Linked DNA regions of Homo sapiens: region 1 is linked to region 2. Evidence: read pairs that join two places in POLR2A ChIA-PET (ENCODE). Cell type or tissue: GM12878. All regions are shown on one strand. Links, peaks and the distances in the headings refer to the core of each region. The heading gives the core; the rest is flanking DNA.

Region 1 (5,947 bases), core at 672-4,671, 190 kb before region 2:
GAATGGAAGAAAACCATGAGGAAGAAGCTGATTGAGAGCTTGGCATATTTGAGGTTATATACTAGAATCTAATCCAACCAAAAAGTGATCTGCAAAGATGAAGCTTAAAGAGCGATAGAATTTTAGAGAACAACTTCACACAGGGAATAGAATGAAAATACACTTGCAATATTAGAACAAGAGAACTGAATAAAATAATATGTAGACAAATTATCAAAAGCCTTATATTTATGGGCAATTAATGCACAATATATTCATAAATCAATACATGAGGACATTAGGCAAAAAATAAACATAGTATGCTATGGATACTAAAAGGAGAGCGAGAGATCATCTTCAGGTGAGGGGAGGTAGAGAATCACATAAGTTTTCAAACAGAAGTTGAAATTTCTGAATCAATTTACTTAATTGATTATGAACAGGAAAAAGAGTTGGGGGAAGGCACACTCGGTACAGAAAGAATGCCACAAGAAGGTAGTATGGGGGCTTCTTTGGGGAACAAACAACTGTTCTTACAAGATTTTAATCTTCGCATGACGTTTCTGGGGCAGGAAGTAACAGGAATGAAGCCATAATAATATTATATTACATCAAAGTTAAGACAACACTGGGGGTTACTCTGACATTCTAATGGCAATGTGACTCAGTTTCCAAAGTAAGTTACCAAATATCAATGTGAAGATAGATGAAATATGGGTTAACTTGGTACTGCACTTTTAAATGCTTTATGGTAACAGTCTCAGCCACTGAGAAGTAGATAACTTAACGAACACCAAGAGGTGCCTTGCTCTGCCTAGTCTCCCTTACTGAAAGAGCCATGCAGGAAAAGCAAGCCAACATATGAGCTCTGAAAACTCTCTTGCCACCTGTCACTCCAGGGTTGTGTTCTCCTAGGACAATAGTGGGTATATGAATGTCAATAAGGCATCTAACAGTTTTATTTACACCAACCACATGGCTGAAAATCAAGGTCTCAGTCAATGAAAAAACGCATATCTTAAGAACTTTAAGCTCCTAGATGGGGGGAAAAAAGCATGAAAGCAAATACATATATATTAACCATGAGAATGCAGTTTTAGAATTTTTAGATTTTGTTTGGTCATTGTTATCAAAAAGCATTATATATCAAACCCAACAGAGTATTAGAAGACCACCAGGACTACAGCACTACATCACTAGGATCAATGCTAACTATGGACTGGTCTTTATGGCTATACCATTATCTACGCATAGTGTTGGAAAAATCTTGGTCCATTATTAGGTCAAATGGGTGTGGACTAAAGAGTTGTATAACACCATATTTATCCATTTAAATAAGGGAATCAAAGAGAAAAGGGAGTTAATACTTATGAGTTCGCTTTAATTTACATTTTGAAATTCTGTGTTTGTGATAAAGTATATTTTATGTAGGTAGGTAAGGTAATAACCTATAATGTATGTGAAAGAAAAGGGAGCAAAGAAATTCTTAGTTCTAAAAAAGACCTAATTTGTCTGATAAGATTCACTAGGCCACCATGAAAAAGGTTCCCAGAGTTCTTTGCATAGAGCTCTGAAAACCTATTTTAATAAGAGTTCCAGGTGATTCTTGTGATCAGCAAGTGAGAGAACCAGTGCAAACCTCTTACTTCGTAAGTGTCAAAATTAAAACCAATGTCTCAGATTTGTAGTGTATTTTTCAATAGACTGGTAAAATATCAACTTCACGAATCACTGTGTTTTTAGGATTAGAGCCTTTAAGAGACCATAGAAAGAGCTGTAGAGTGGGCAAGAGCAGATTCTATACCTAGACTGTCTGGGTTCAAATTCCAGCTGCACACCTCTGTGCCTCAGTTTCCTCAGCTGAAAAAAGGGGATATTTAACTTACAGTGCTGTTATGAGGATTACATATGTTATATAAAATGCTTAGACTTGTGCCTGGCAGTTAATGCTCAATAAATGTTAATTATTTGAACTTGACATGTCAAATTCCTAAACTGTATTAAAATAATCATATAATTACTAAATTAAAGTTATTTAATTTGAAAAAATTGTATGATGAATGCCAACTCAAAGTATAATAGTTAACACACCAAAAAGAAAATGAAATAAAGTTATTCAAAAGGTGTTTAGTCTGGATTCCATTAGATTAGATAAGGGTTTTTCAATCTCAGCACTATTGGTATGGTAATTCTTTGTTATGGGGAGCTGTCTTGTGCCCTGCAGGATATTTAATAGCAGCATTCCTAATCTCTACTCAAAAAAGCTAGTAGCATCTCTCCCACTCAAGTCATGATATTGGCATATGTCCCCTGGGAAAGGAAAGTGGGGGGAGGAAAAATTGTCCACATTTGAGAAGCACTACACTAGGTCCAAGAATATTAATTAAAAAAATAGAAGGTAATTGGGGTTTCTATAAAATAATAATAATTACAACAACTACCATTTACTGAATGCTTATCGTATGCTAAGACTCACATAACAGTCATAAAAGTTATTTTAGAAAGACAGTATTATCCCCATTTTTCAGAAGAGGAAATAAAGACTAATAGGTTTAGCAATCTGTCCGCAGTTCCCCAGCCAATAAATGAAGAAGCTAAGATATGAAGGCAGATTGGATTCCAGAAACTACACAATGCTGCCCTTCCTGTAATATCTTACTGGGATATTAAATAGCATAGACTCTAAGACTTAGGAAAATAAAAATGGATGGGCAAACATCGAACACATAGTGATCACATATACACAAAAGGCACAGAGAAAGCACATAAAACATTAACATTGTGCATATAAGATGGCACATTTAAAAACTGAAATATTGGCCAGGCATGGTGGCTCATGCCTGTTAATCCTAGCACTTTGGGAGGCCGAGGCAGGGGGATCCCTTGAGCCCAGGAGTTTGAGACCAGCCTGGGCAACATGGGGAGATCCTGTCTTTATTTTTTTAATTAAAAAAAAAAAGAAGAAAGAAAAAGAAAAAATATAAAACAGTGCTTTATAAGATGGTCAAAAGAATAACAAAATAATATGACAAGAAATTAAGTTTGTGCAAGAGTGGTTTTCAATGAGCTTGGCACTGTTGAAATTGAAGAGAATTTATTTTCAAACATTGGCTTATATGTTATTAGCATTTTTAGAATGTGTTAGTGTCTGGCAGATTACAGGGGCGTAAGACAAATGAATGTGTATCCTCAAAATTAACTTTCTACTCCTCAGCATACTATTTGATATGCTCCTCCTAAATCTGAGACTTCCTAACATTAAACTTTTCAGAGGAAAATGCACTCCTTGGCATTCTGTTTTTGACATATTTTAAAATTTACTAAATTACTTATCGTGGTGATTTAAGTGAACTCACAAAGTTGCTGGTGAATAAACCAAAGTTTCCAATGTATTGAAAACATACTACCATTGCACTAACTTGACAACAGTCCAACATGACTGTAACAACTTATGGCATATTTGCTGGGGGTCGGCTTTATCAACTGCACCTGTAAGTCTATTTATTCTGAAAGCCTGTTATCTACAGGGAACTCTCATCAGTACCAACAGTCTGCAGAGCTCATCTCCTGCACTAACACTTGATTCCTTTCAAATGTCCTGTTAAAAAAAATACTTCAGAGGCAAAACAAGGAATGTATGAGTCTTATGAAAATGACGTAAAGCGTCTTAGTATTGTACAAAGAGAAAAATAAAATATAACCCAAAGTACTGTATCTCAAATACCTTAAAATGGGAATCATGAATTTGCAGAGGGGTTTTTTTTTTTTTTGAGACAGAGTCTTGCTCCGTCGCCCAGACTAGAGTGCAGTGGCACAATCTCGGCTCACTGCAACCTCCACTTCCCGAGTTCAAGTGATTCTCCTGCCTAAGCCTCCCAAGTAGCTGGGACTACAGGCGTGTGCCACCACACCCAGCTAATTTTTTGTAGTTTTAGTAGAGACGGGGTTTCACCATGTCAGCCAGGATGGTCTCGATCTCCTGACCTTGTGATCTGCCCGACTTGGCCTCCCAAAGTGTTGGGATTATAGGCGTGAGCCACCGCACCCAGTGAGGGTTTCTTTTAAATCTTAATCTACCAGTCGTAAAATTAAAGCCACAGGATAAAAACCATATACTATGAAAAAGATGGACTAGAAAGTAACAATAATCTCCTCACCCCTAATTTTAAGTTTTAAAATTGCCTTTTTAAAGTAAAACTTAATTTACTCAGGACCCACTAAGGAAGATATCTCTGACATAGTTTATACTGGAGTGAGGCAGGAGTTTAACAAAAGTAAACATCATTAGTAGTTTTTGTCAAAAATTTACCCTAAATACAATTATGAGAAAACAAATCCAGAATGTAGAACTCTGCACAACACAAAGGTCTGCTGTCTTCAAGAAGAAAATGTCATTAAAAAAAGACTTTCGTAGGTTTAAGAGACTAAAGAAGACACAATGACTACATATTCAATTAAATGTGAACCTTAATTCAATAGGGAGAGGCAAGTGCTTAAAAAAAAAAAAAGACATTTTTGGATAGTTGGGGAAATCTAAATGTGGACTGTGTATTAACTCATACTATGGAATTTCTTATTTCCTAGATATGGTAAATCGTATTACAGGTATGTAGGAGAATAACCTTATTCTTAAGATGCAGGATGAAGTATCTGAAGTGATATGTCATGATGTCTGCAAATTACTTTTTCATAGAGCTCATATGAAAAAGCACGTGCAAGCATGTATGTGTATACAGAGACCGCTAAATAAATGTGGCAAAAACTTAACTGATGAATCCAGATGAGGTTACACAGGTATTCGCTGTACTACTCTTTCAACTTTTTTTGTAGGTTTAAGAAATTTCAAAGTAAAAGTTGGAGGAAAAAGTATAAACAAGTTGGGGAGGAGGGCAGTGATGTGTTATACATGTAAATTTTATATATTTTAAAGGAGACTAGATATATTAACCTAGAAAAACCATCATAGTTGAATGAATTAAAGGAGATCAGTACCCTTGATCTTAAAGTTTTCCTTTATTCATTTCTTTGTATGGGCACTGCTCTACCTTAAAAATAACTAATGGTTCGGAAAACTCAACAGCTAATACCTTAGCAGTGATTGCCTATCAGCCAGCTGAGGGCTACAAATGTATTATCTCAGACTCCTTTTCTAAGCAATAGAACCATACATCCATCTAGCTGTTATTTAATAGAAATTTCAACTTAAATCTTGTAGGAGCAATTCAAGTTCTGCATGTCTAAAGCTAGTCAAGTTGATAACCATCATTCTCTACACCCAACTCATTTCTTCTTTATCTCCAGTTTCAACAACAAGCACAAATGTTCCACTGTCTGGCCCAAGCCAAAGTCCAGCGATACAGATTTCTCGCTCAACTCTACCACCAATCAATTACCAAGTGTAGTCTATTTTACCCTCTAATCTTTGTCTCTCCTTTTGTCTGAACTGGAGCAATTACCTTCTAATTTATGTCTCTAAATCTTCTGCCTTCCATTTAATGCTTCATCTTGCTACCAAGTGATCCAACATGCAAATTTGACCATTATTTAAAATATTAAAAATGATAAAGACTTCTCATTGGCAGTCATTGCCAATGTGAAGTCTACCTGAAATTTTTAGCAACAAAAGTTTAAATCTATCTTCAGCTAATATGAACACACAAGTATGGCATAAACCAGGGAAAGACACTTAAAGTTTGGTCTAAAGGAGAAATTAAGTTCATTTGCAGAGAAAAGTTATTTCATTTAAATAGTTAAATGAAGTCAAAAGAGAAAGTTATCCACTGAGCTGCCACTTAAATTTTCCTAAGTAGTTAGGTTGTGAACTTTTAAGTCAAGTTCACTGCATTATCAAATGAAAGAAGTAATCAAGATAATATATATTCTTTTGACTTATGCCAACATAGGAAATATCTGGAAGAATGTGAAGCAGAATATGATTAATGTATTTTAGCAAAATGGCTAGGTTGTA
Region 2 (5,947 bases), core at 1,309-5,308:
AGAATTTTCACTATGGAAAAATTTTTAATTTTTAAATTTCTATCATTTAGAAATGCCTGATAAAGCATTCTTATTCTTCTCATATTTTGATAACCCTATATCAAAATACTGACAAGCAATGCTAACACCCATATTTACCTTCACAACCATACTGATGCCAAGCAAAGCCACTTTTAGTAGCAAATTGTTCATTCCCCAAAAGAGATAATATGCAAAATAGAAGAGTTTCATACAAGTTATAATGGAAAAAAATCTATAGGTGAATGAAGTAGCACACAGTAGTAAAGGCATGCCAAAAGAAACTTGAGCTGTCATAATTCTAACATTAATCAAGTGATTTATTATGACAAAATATCATCCCCATCATATTAATGTTACTTTCAATTTTTGTACTGGGTTTAGTTCAGTTTATATTTAATTTATAAATTACATTTATAAATCTGTTTTCTAGTAGTAGAAAAAATACACATAAGGAATTTATTCAGAGATGTTTGAACAAGCCAACACAGTTTCTGGAAGAAATCTTTTTACCATTACCTTTCCCTTGGTATAAGACACTGTAAAGTCACAAAGAAAAGCCATTACATTCACTCAAGAATATGTCCAGTTGTGCTTTAGGTTTCACACTTTAATATCTTTAACTTTAAATGTAACTTTACATGTAATTTTAAAGACAAACTTAATTTTAAGAATTGCAAGAATGCGATACTTTTGCTTAACTAGACATTATTAACTAAACTAAAAGCTTTAAAACTCAGATTAAAAATAAAACCCCAATAACAGCCTTAAAACTCAGATTAAAAATAAAACTTAACAAACCTTGGTTTAAGTTCCAGCTCCACCATCTGGTAACTGTGAGATCTTAGTAAAGCCACTTAAAACACTCTGAACCTTTGTTTCCTCATATGTAAAATAAGAATACTATACTATTTCTTCTGCCTATCTCATATAAGGAAGCGCAGGAGGAATAAAACCTACCCACATTGCCAGTATGTTTTCTATTCCTTCTGGACAGAAAAGGTCAACTCATATAAACAGCTCACATCAGAAAAAGACCAAAATGTAACAATCTTGTCATCATTTTTAAATGAAAAAGAATTTAACCTACGTTTGAACATTTACTACACAGATATAACACATCTGTTATTACAACAAACTGAGGAAATAAAGGGATAAAAGATTCATGCTCTCTCAAGGTATGTGTGTGTTGAGGGGTGGGGACACTTAAAGAGACAATTCTACTGTGCTATCACAAATATGATCAAGAAAATATGGCTGGGCTCCGTGGCTCACCCTTGTAATCCCAGCACTTTGGGAGGCCAAGGCAGGCAGATCACTTGAGGTCAAGAGTTCGAGACCAGCCTGGCAAACATGGTGAAACCCTATCTCTACTAAAAATACAAATATTAGCCGGGGATGGTGGCACGTGCCTGTTAATTCCAGCTACTAGGGAGGCTGAGGCAGGAGAATCGCTTGAACCTGGGAGGTGGAGGTTGCAGTGAGCCAAGATCGGGCCACAGCACTCTAGCCTGGCAACAGAGCGCAACTCTACTTAAATTAAAAAAAAAAAAAAAGTGAGTATATAGACAGACCGTGTCATCACAGAAATAGCAATCATGCAGGAAAGACAAAATTTTAAAATGGTAAGATGGGCTGGGCACCATAGCTCATGAGCCTGTAATCCCAACACTTTGGGGAGGCTGAGGCAGGAGGATCGCTTGTGCCCAAGAGTTCAAGATCAGCCTGGGCAACACAGTGGGACCCTGTCCCTACAAAAAATTTTAAAATTAGTCAGGTGTTGTAGTGTGCACCTGTAGTCTCAGCTACTAGGAAGGCTGAGGTGGGAGGATTGCTTGAGCCTAGGAGGTCGAGCCTGCAGTGAGCCATGATCACGCCACTGCACTCCAGCCTAGGTGACAGTGAGACCCGGTCTCTAAATAAAAAAAATAATTTTTTAAAAAATAGAAAAATGCATGACACTACAGAGAAAATATGGTATACTACTAAAGTATATAGCAGTGAGGGATGGGCAGTCTAAGGAAACACACATTAGCAAGAAAAAAGTTGCATTTTTCTTTAACTTTCTCATTCTTTCCTCTTTTAAACAGTAAAGGCAGCCAAAGCATAGGGGGAAAATTTAATTCAAAAAGTTCAGTGTTGATAAGTAAATTGCTACAGATCCTTCTTTCCTTCCTTCCTTTCTTTCTTCCCTCAAACATTACTATGAAATCTATCCTTTTGACAGAATATAGTCATAAGGGCACAAGTATTCCTCCCCACAGAAGACTACTTACTATTTCTAGCCTGCTTGGTCAACAATGAACATTAAGTATATGTTTATGAAAGATGCCCCAGTCCTTTATGGGAAAAAGGGCATCAAAAAATACAGTAGTCCCCCTTATTCACAGAGGAAATGTTCCAAGACCCCAGTGAATGCCTAAAGCCTTAGATAGTACAGAACCCTATATATATTATGTTTTTTCCTATACATACATGCCTATAACATTTAACTTATAAACTAGGCACAATAGATTAACAATAACTAATAAAATAGAACGATTATAACAATAAATTACGATAAAAGTTATGTCAATGTGGTCTTTCTCTCTAAATATTGTATTGCACTGTACTCACCGTTCTTCTTGTGATGAACTTCAGTATATGATTTTTTTCTTTCCTTATTAAGTACTTTCTCCTGTTCATTAAAAGGAAGCACTTCATGGCTTATCTTTGTCATATCCAAATTGACAGCATCACTTCTCTTGTGTTTTGGGGTCATTATCAAGTCAAATAAGGGTTACTTGAACACAAGCACTTTGATACCACCACGGTCAATCTGATAACTCAGACGGCTACTAAGTGGACTAACAGTGGGCAGTGTAAACAGTGTAGATAAGCTGGACAAAGGGATAATTCACCTCCTAGGCAGGACAGTGCGAGATTTCATCATGCTACTCGGAAAAGGGTGCAATCTAAAACTTAGGAGTTTCTGGAACTTTCCATTTAATATTTTCTGACTGCAGTTAACCACAGGTCAACTGAAACCACACAAAGTGAAACCGTGGATAAGAGCGTACACTACTCTATTACAAAGCAGATTAGCTATACCGCTCTTCTACGATAAAAGGTTTTTTCATGACAGCAGATATTTCTTATCTCCAACAGGGAGAATACAGATCCAAGGCCAGCCACTGGTGTACAATACCAGAGGGTGATGAACACAAGCAATAAATTGGGCTAGGTCTCAGAAAAGGAGAAATGTCACTTTTTCCAGCATTGGAACAGAGGGATGTCATTTTTAGCTACAATACCTACATTTTCCAAAACTAAAGTTTGTGCCCTTTCTGTTCTTGTTCATTTAAAAAGAAGTAGCAACATAAACTTATGACCAGCAACATTAAAAAAGGTTAAAATAAATAGCCATTTTTCTACATATTCACCGTATTATCACCGCTCACAGAATTTTCATACTAAGCAGATGACTAATGGCAAGAAAAAAACCTTGGAGCTAGGGTCAATGCTTAGGAAACATCCACAATGTACAACTGACTAAAGCAGTTGTCTAGATTCTAGAAAAGCCTAGCCAGCTCCAAATGTTTCTATCAACACAGAATGTAAATGTAGCAGGACAGACTCATAACTAGGTTTACCACTATGGGTCAAAAATTAACCCAAGAAAATAGTGTAAGACAGTGGCTGTATGACTTTTTGGCCACAGAATGCTCTCACTTCAGACATACTCTCACAAGAGTATCCAGTATTATGCTCAGTTCCAAGCTAGCTTTGCTAATGCCACCCACTTTGTCCAACCACTCAAGAAAGTATACTAGATGTAAATAAGAAGGGTGGTATTACAGAGAAAACTTTGAATTACATCTGGTTCTTTTCCAAAAGTAAATAACTTACAAAAACTGGTACTTTGATGAGTAGTTTAGCCTATCCACAGTCTCACAGCTGGTAAGTGGCAAAGTCTAGGGATAGGGTCAGGGAACATATGAAAAAGAAACATCCCAAAGAATACCTAGAATCCACAACCTAATAGTAACATCTTTCTTATGATTCACTCCTGACACAGTGCTCTTCCTGGAATCATTTCCTTCATTTCCTTTATCTACCTAAAAAACTTATCTGAGACATAAAAAACTTCTGCATTAACATATATGAGACATCATTCTAACATATCCTATTCTTGTTCACCAAGTAGATTATCAGAATTGTTAATTATTAACAACATTTACTCACTGCTAAGTACGGTGCACTTTACATGCCTTAGCTCATTTAATTCACAGAAACCTATGAGGTAAGTACAAATGACCCTTAAATAACGAGGCAGATAGGCGTGCTGACCCCCCCAGCACAGCTGAAAATTCACATGTAACTTTTGACTCCCCCAAAACATAACTAGTGTTGGGAATAAAGTTTTTGGTGTCACAAAAAAAGAATTAATGCGGGAACAAATGATCTCTCAGAAAGGCGAGCTTTACTTTCTGCAGAAAGGGTGCTACTAAATAAGCTGTCCAGCCAGGAGAGCACACCAAACAAAGGAGACAGGGTTATTTATAACCTGACACATCGATCCTACTGCTGTGTCCAGTTTCCATTGGCTGAAATAGGATCTCACATTTTACACTTTACCCAATTGGCTACTGGTTTAAAACTTTTTTAATTGGGTAAGGGGAACAGAAGAAAGAAAGAAAAGGAAGTTGTCCAGGGATAGTTAAGGACGCATCTTCAAATAAGGAATGGCATGCACTATGGGCTGGGACTTGTCTAGTTCTGCCCAGGCATGCTGGAGCAAGCTAGGACAGCTGATATGGAATATATGTGTGTGTGCGTATACATATATATATATATACGCACACACACAAATAGTGGATAGCAATCTTATAGTAAGAAATTGTGACTTTTTATAGTCTTTGAAGAACTTTCCCATTTCTCACACTACTAATAGCCTACTGTTGACCAGAAGTCTTACCAATAATATAAACAGTTAACACAGCCGGGCATGGTGGCTCATGTCTGTAATCCCAGCACTTTGGGAGGCCAAGACGGGCAGATCACCTGAGGTCAGGAGTTCGAGACCAGCCTGGCCAACATGGTGAAACCCAGTCTCTACAAAAAAAAATACAAAAAATTAGCCAGACGTGGTGGCGAGTGCCTGTAATCTCATTTACTCGGGAGGCTGAGACAGGAGAATCGCTCGAACCCAGGAGGCGGAGGTCGCAGTGAGCCAAGATCACACCACTGCACTCCAGCCTGGGCAACAAACAGCAAAACTCCGTCTCAAAAAAAAAAAAAAAACAGTTAACACATATTTGGTATATGTATTATATACTGTATTCTTACAATAAGCTAGAGAAAAGAAAATATTATTAAGAAAATCATAAGCAACATAAAATACATTTTCTATTCTTAAGTGGAAGTGGATCACCATAAAGGTCTTCATCATCGTCATCTCCATTTTGAAGAGGAGGAGGAGCAGAAAGAGAAGTTACTCTTCCTGTTTACAGGGGTAGCATGTGTGGAAGAAAATCCGTATGTAAGTGGGCCCACGCAGTTCAAACCCTTGTTATCCAAAGATCAACTGTACTATTATCCTTATTTTACAGATGAGGAAAGTAAGGCCTAGAGCATTAAAAGGCTTACTTAAAAGCAATGAGGGCAGATAACATTGCAAACTTTGAGTATAACACATGGTATATTTATTCTTAGCACAATCATGTATTAATTCACCTCCAGGTAGATGGTAAAAATGTTACAATATAATAATCAATATGCAGGAGTGCAGAGAGAGTGTGTGACAATCAGAAGTAGACGAAGCTATTAGGAAAGACAACTGCTCTGAAATTTTAGTACCTATTTTAAAAGGAAAATAAGCTGATTCTCTCTCAGGTTCACTGAGGGCCTTTGGACCTAATATAAATATTCTTCTCAACAGTCCTTTCCA

Evidence for each region. Peaks named below come from ENCODE experiments on the same cell type or tissue, not always from the same donor. Only the 100,000 strongest peaks of a DNase experiment are listed, where the experiment ranks them.
Region 1: POLR2A ChIA-PET joins it to region 2 with 5 read pairs; 2 of 35 experiments call an interaction of 5 or more read pairs at or near these places.

What each region holds. Positions count from the first base shown.
Region 1 is chrX:45,097,836-45,103,782 of GRCh38, reverse strand. All of the region lies in intron 27 of KDM6A (lysine demethylase 6A), which reads right to left. Among named protein-coding and RNA genes, the nearest start is that of DIPK2B, 100 kb to the left of the region's middle. In GM12878, for the core only: no CTCF peak of the experiment used is centred there; no DNase peak of the experiment used is centred there.
Region 2 is chrX:44,912,653-44,918,599 of GRCh38, reverse strand. All of the region lies in intron 2 of KDM6A (lysine demethylase 6A), which reads right to left. Among named protein-coding and RNA genes, the nearest start is that of KDM6A, 42 kb to the right of the region's middle. In GM12878, for the core only: no CTCF peak of the experiment used is centred there; a DNase peak (open chromatin) is centred at 3,698; H3K27ac peaks cover 309 bases.